2 separate regions of the Homo sapiens genome follow, and region 2 is linked to region 1. Evidence: read pairs that join two places in POLR2A ChIA-PET (ENCODE). Cell type or tissue: B cell. All regions are shown on one strand.

Evidence for each region. ChIA-PET counts read pairs that join two places held together with the same protein. Peaks named below come from ENCODE experiments on the same cell type or tissue, not always from the same donor. Only the 100,000 strongest peaks of a DNase experiment are listed, where the experiment ranks them.
Region 2: POLR2A ChIA-PET joins it to region 1 with 5 read pairs; 1 of 35 experiments calls an interaction of 5 or more read pairs at or near these places.

What each region holds. Positions count from the first base shown.
Region 1 is chr2:60,970,562-60,973,061 of GRCh38, forward strand. PUS10 (pseudouridine synthase 10) reads right to left here. Exons shown (of 18, transcript NM_144709.4): 5 at 962-996. Among named protein-coding and RNA genes, the nearest start is that of PEX13, 46 kb to the right of the region's middle. In B cell, no CTCF peak of the experiment used is centred here; DNase peaks (open chromatin) are centred at 1,140 and 1,960; H3K4me3 peaks cover 1,683 bases; H3K27ac peaks cover 2,459 bases.
Region 2 is chr2:60,463,542-60,466,041 of GRCh38, forward strand. All of the region lies in intron 3 of BCL11A (BCL11 transcription factor A), which reads right to left. Among named protein-coding and RNA genes, the nearest start is that of MIR4432HG, 73 kb to the left of the region's middle. In B cell, no CTCF peak of the experiment used is centred here; no DNase peak of the experiment used is centred here; H3K27ac peaks cover 2,500 bases.

The sequences.
Region 1 (2,500 bases):
AGAGACTTTATCAAACTTACTATGAATATTCATATGTTTTGTTGCAGAAATATTAATATGTTTGATTATGTAGTACCACCCCAGAGCCTGGGCGGGGGAGGGGACGGAAATGATATACATGATCTCTAACATCATATCACATTTTAAAAATCCAAAAATTTTATATTTCAAAACACTTTTGGCCTCCAAGTGTTTCAGATAAAGGATTGTGAATCTATGTTTTCTATGTCTTACCTATGTGTAAACTCACTGTTGTTCCACCAGTTATTTACTTTTTATCTTTTATGACATAGTTTTATAGTTTAGTTTCTAAGACCAATATAAAATTTATTTTTAGGCTGCATGCTGTGGCTCGTGCCTGTAATCCCACCACTTTGGGAGGCCGAGGCGGGTGAATCACCTGAGATCAGGAGTTCAAGACCAGCCTGGACAACATGGTGAAACCCCATCTCTACTAAAAATACAAAAATTAGCCAGGCATGGTGGCAGGCTCCTGTAATCCCAGTTACTTGGGAGGCTGAGGCAGGAGAATCGCTTGAACCAGCGAGGTGGAGGTTGCAGTGAGCTGAGATCACACCACTGCACTCCAGCCTGGGTGACAGAACAAGACTCCACCTCAAAAAAAAAAAATAATAATAATAAATAAAATTTATTTTTAAAAAATAACTGCCCAAACTACATTACATAAGTGCCTAATGCATATAAAACATGTATTTACATTCATATTAAAACACACAAAAAATGAACCTGCTTTAATAAACTACTAATATGCTATGCAAATAAACTAATGAAACAAGATTGATACCCTAAATGTATAGAATAAAAATTGGTTCTTTGTGCTAATTTCTCTAGTAGCTAGTGAATGCACTATAAAAATAGAGATTGTAGTAGTAAAAGTGCTTTAAGAACCAGGTAGCTTGTATTTGAATGGTAGTAAAAATTCCCTACCTAAATTACTTACCCCATTTCCTGTTTTACCAGCAACCATGCAGCATGCTGTAGGCAATTTAGTCACACCCAGAAAGAGAAAAGGGGGAAACATGTTCAGTGAAATTAAGTCTCAATATCATTACTGAAGTGCTTAACTATTTGCTAATCAAACTCCCCTTTTTAGGTGACGAGTTAGTATTCAAAAATTTACCAGTGACCTCAGTCTCATTTAAAATCAAAAATGAGGTAAGATTTTATTTTGCAATGGTGGTTTACTGTGGCCTAGGAATTCAGCCGGGGTATCCCCCTCCTCCTTACAGATTTCTATTTCTCATTAATGAGGTATGAGTGTTTCTTTTTCTTTCTTTCTTCTCTTTTTTTTTTTTTTTTTTTTTTTGAGACGGAGTCTCGCTCTGTCACCCAAGCTGGAGTGTACTGGCAGGATCTCAGCTCACTGCAACCTCTGCTTCCTAGGTTCAAGATATTCTTCTGCCTCAGTCTTCTGAGTAGCTGGTATTACAAATGCCTGCCACCACACTCGGCTAACTTGTGTTTTTAGTAGAGACGGGTTTTCACCATGTTGGCCAGGCTGGTCTCGAACTCCTGACATCAAGTGATCCGCCCACCTCGGCCTCCCAAAGTGCTGGGATTACAGGCGTGAGCCACCGCGCCCAGCCCGCATTTAATCTGGGCCAGGCGCGCTGGCTCACGCCTGTAATCCCAGCACTTTGGGAGGCCGAGGTGGGCGGATCACGACGTCAGGAGATCGAGACCATCCTGGCTAACACGGTGAAACCCCGTCTCTACTGAAAAAAAAAGTACAAAAAAATTAGCCGGGCGTGGAGGCGGGCGCCCGTAGTCCCAGCTACTTGAGAGGCTGAGGCAGGATAATGGCGTGAACCCGGGAGGCGGAGCTTGCAGTGAGCCGAGATCGCGCCACTGCCCTCCAGCCTGGGCGACAGAGCGAGACACCGTTTCAAGAAAAAAAAAAGAAAAAAAAGAAATGTATGCCAAATGCTTTGCATAGTAAGTGACTGACACTGAGATTTCTGTTTCCTGTTAGACTCCCACAGCTTTCACCTTAAAGAAAGGTAACGATATGTCCCCCACAGCACACAGCATTTTGTAAACATGACGGAAACATTGTATAAGTCAATAAATACCACATGTAGTCTGCTTCTACGTGTCACAAAAAAAGGCCAACGATTATCATTCACATCCACTTCAAGACACGGCTTAATTTATGGATATGCTGTGGTTCGTATGTAGACCTGTCCTTCTAAACTAACAGGACTTCCTTCGGATGACCAGTAGGGTACTCTATGGACTCCTAAAGACTGATGATCACTTGGAAAGATTAGCTGCATTAATTCTTTCAGACGTCAGCCAAGTAGAATAAATTAACCGCTAACTGGGCACAACCTGTTTCCAGTGATGGCAGTGTGGACCGTCCGGAGTAGCTGCTGCCATCAAGCCTGCTGCAGCCGGGAGGTGTGGGCGGTGGCGGCAGGAGGGGTTGTGGGAGCAGCAGTGGCGGCGGTGGGACCCCTGTGCTCCACATCCCCGAGGC
Region 2 (2,500 bases), 510 kb before region 1:
AAGTCACATTATTTCCCTTGCTGAAAAGAACCCAAGAGTGGTAAATGCCACTTTGGCAAAGAAGGGCCAGCTTGACTTCACAAAATATTTCATTTGGGGAGATGGCTAAATTAAATATATATGGGGAGATAGCTACATTAAATATATATATATATGGAATAACTGACCAACAGTTTACTAGTCAACTGCAACATTAAAAAGGGCAGAAGTAATGGTAGCCAAAGGACGAGGATGAGAAAAACAAAACTTCCCAGAGATTCTGAAAAAAAAAGCCTTAAAATATAACTGAGAAATAACAAACTTTTCTCCTTCTTTTAAAAGAAGGGCTGCAAGAGTTCTTTAAGGCCACAGCTAGTATTTGTCAGTAACTTTCTAAGAAGGAAAAAAAAAAAAAATCTACCAGGGAGGTTAAGAGTGAGAATGAGGAATTAATCAATTATATGATGCCTCCATTTAGCAAGTCAGAAAGAAAAGCCGGCAGGGTCTTCTCAGGAGCCCCCAAACACTGGTATTCCAAAATAAGCCAGCCTCGCTCAAGCACTTGTCTAAATAATGGACTCCTGCCCTGACCTTGTAATTTACTTTACAACGCATTTATAATCCCACTCAATATATCTCACTCCTGGGTAAATCTCTTAAACAAGATTAGATGGTAAGATACCAAAATTAGGTTTCAAACATTTGTCTAATGTGGAAGGGGGAAAAAAGGCAGAAAGATTTTGAAAGAAAACGCTGACATTAGTATCACATTATCTGCCTATTTTTGTTTGCCTCCTCTCTTCAAAGGGAAATAAAAAGCTTCATTGAGAACATTTTTATAAATTTTTTGTTGTTGTTGAACAATAACTTGGGTCCCAAATAGGCTGGAAAAAAAACTATCTGGTTCCAACTACATGATCCTCTGTGGCTTCCTCCTTGTCCTCCCTAGATCTCTGGGTGACTATCATTCCTATTTAGCCTGACGATCTGAGTTGGGCAAGTAAAAAGATTTGTCTGATAATCCAAGTCCTTAACACGTTCATCACTCCAAATGCCTTAAAATTATATTTTACCTTATAAAACATCGATTGAAATCCAGGACTAGACTCATAATTAGTGGTGCTGGTTTCACATGTGCCATGAATTGTAGTCATTGATAAATGCCAAAATCTGTGGCATACAGCACTACATCAAGGATCTCATTTGTATCCTTTCAAAAAGGCTTAAATGAGAAAAGTCCATTTTATTTTGCTGCCCTGAGCATCCTAAACTTTTTTTCAGAGCCAGTTATGTGATCATGCTACAGTATGTTAACACTGTGATGTTATCCTCCCCTCTCTCTCATACATCAGGTCAGAGAAAATGGCATTTTATCTTATAATGAGCATACAACATACAGTTTTCACTATCGCATTTTAGTATTCCCATCAACTAGATATTCTAGATCATGAGGGCAGCTAGTGTAATCATAATGTCAATGAGAAGGGCTGTTACGATTGAGACTAAAGATTACATGGAGAGAGCTGCTTTGAAACTGGTAATTATTACCAGTCCACTAATAGCAAATGATGCATTACAATTTCACCATATAATCTGTATTTCACTCAGCTCATGCCGGTGTACCATATTATATTACAGTGCTCACAGATTCTAAATTCCTAAACTGCAGTCATCAATAAATGTGTTACTTGCCATAATTTGTGAAATTACTTTGTTCATAACATCTTTGATGATTTAGAAAGACTGGAATTGATTTCCTGTGTGGCAAAATTAGGGCTACATTGATTTATTGATGTGTAAAATATAATAATATTCTTCATTTACTCTGATGAAAATCAACTTCTCAATTTGAGAGCCTCATTGGGCATTTACGGGGATTGTTTTGATTTAGAGCAATAAACTGACACCTGGCCCCTAAGCATAGGAACTTGAGACATCAAAAGGGTTAAAATCAGCTATTAGCCCACCTACTGGCTTTTATTTTATTTCATTTTACTTTATGGGAAGGAATGACCCCCATTTCTAGTATGTCACCAATGTGAAAAAGTCATGTGATCTAAGCCTCAAGATTCAGAAGAACAAGGAGGTCTGAGACTGGAGGCCTAGCTCTATTATCCACTAGATTGTAACTCTGGGATAGTCATTTGATTTCTCTGAGTCTTGGAATTCCTATCTGTAAAATGAGCATAAAAACAGTACCTGTAAGAATTGTTGGGAAGTTCAAATGACAGAAGTATATAAAAGCCCTCTGTAAACTATCAGGTCGAATGTGAATGTGAGTTTTCATTACTACCAGGGGTGATTAATTACTGAGGGTAATGACTAACCACATTACACACCCCGAACGGCTTCCAGAGGAAGGTCCCAGTCCAGGCCTTAACCCAGGCCAAAAGGAGGCTCTAGTTAAAGAGCAGGGGTGACTGGCACACAGCAGAGTGGCCACAGGGAAGTGCTATGAGCTCTGGAAGCCAGGGGCAGCAGGTTAATGCCGCCAAGTGGAATGGGCATCAGGTTTGTTCTA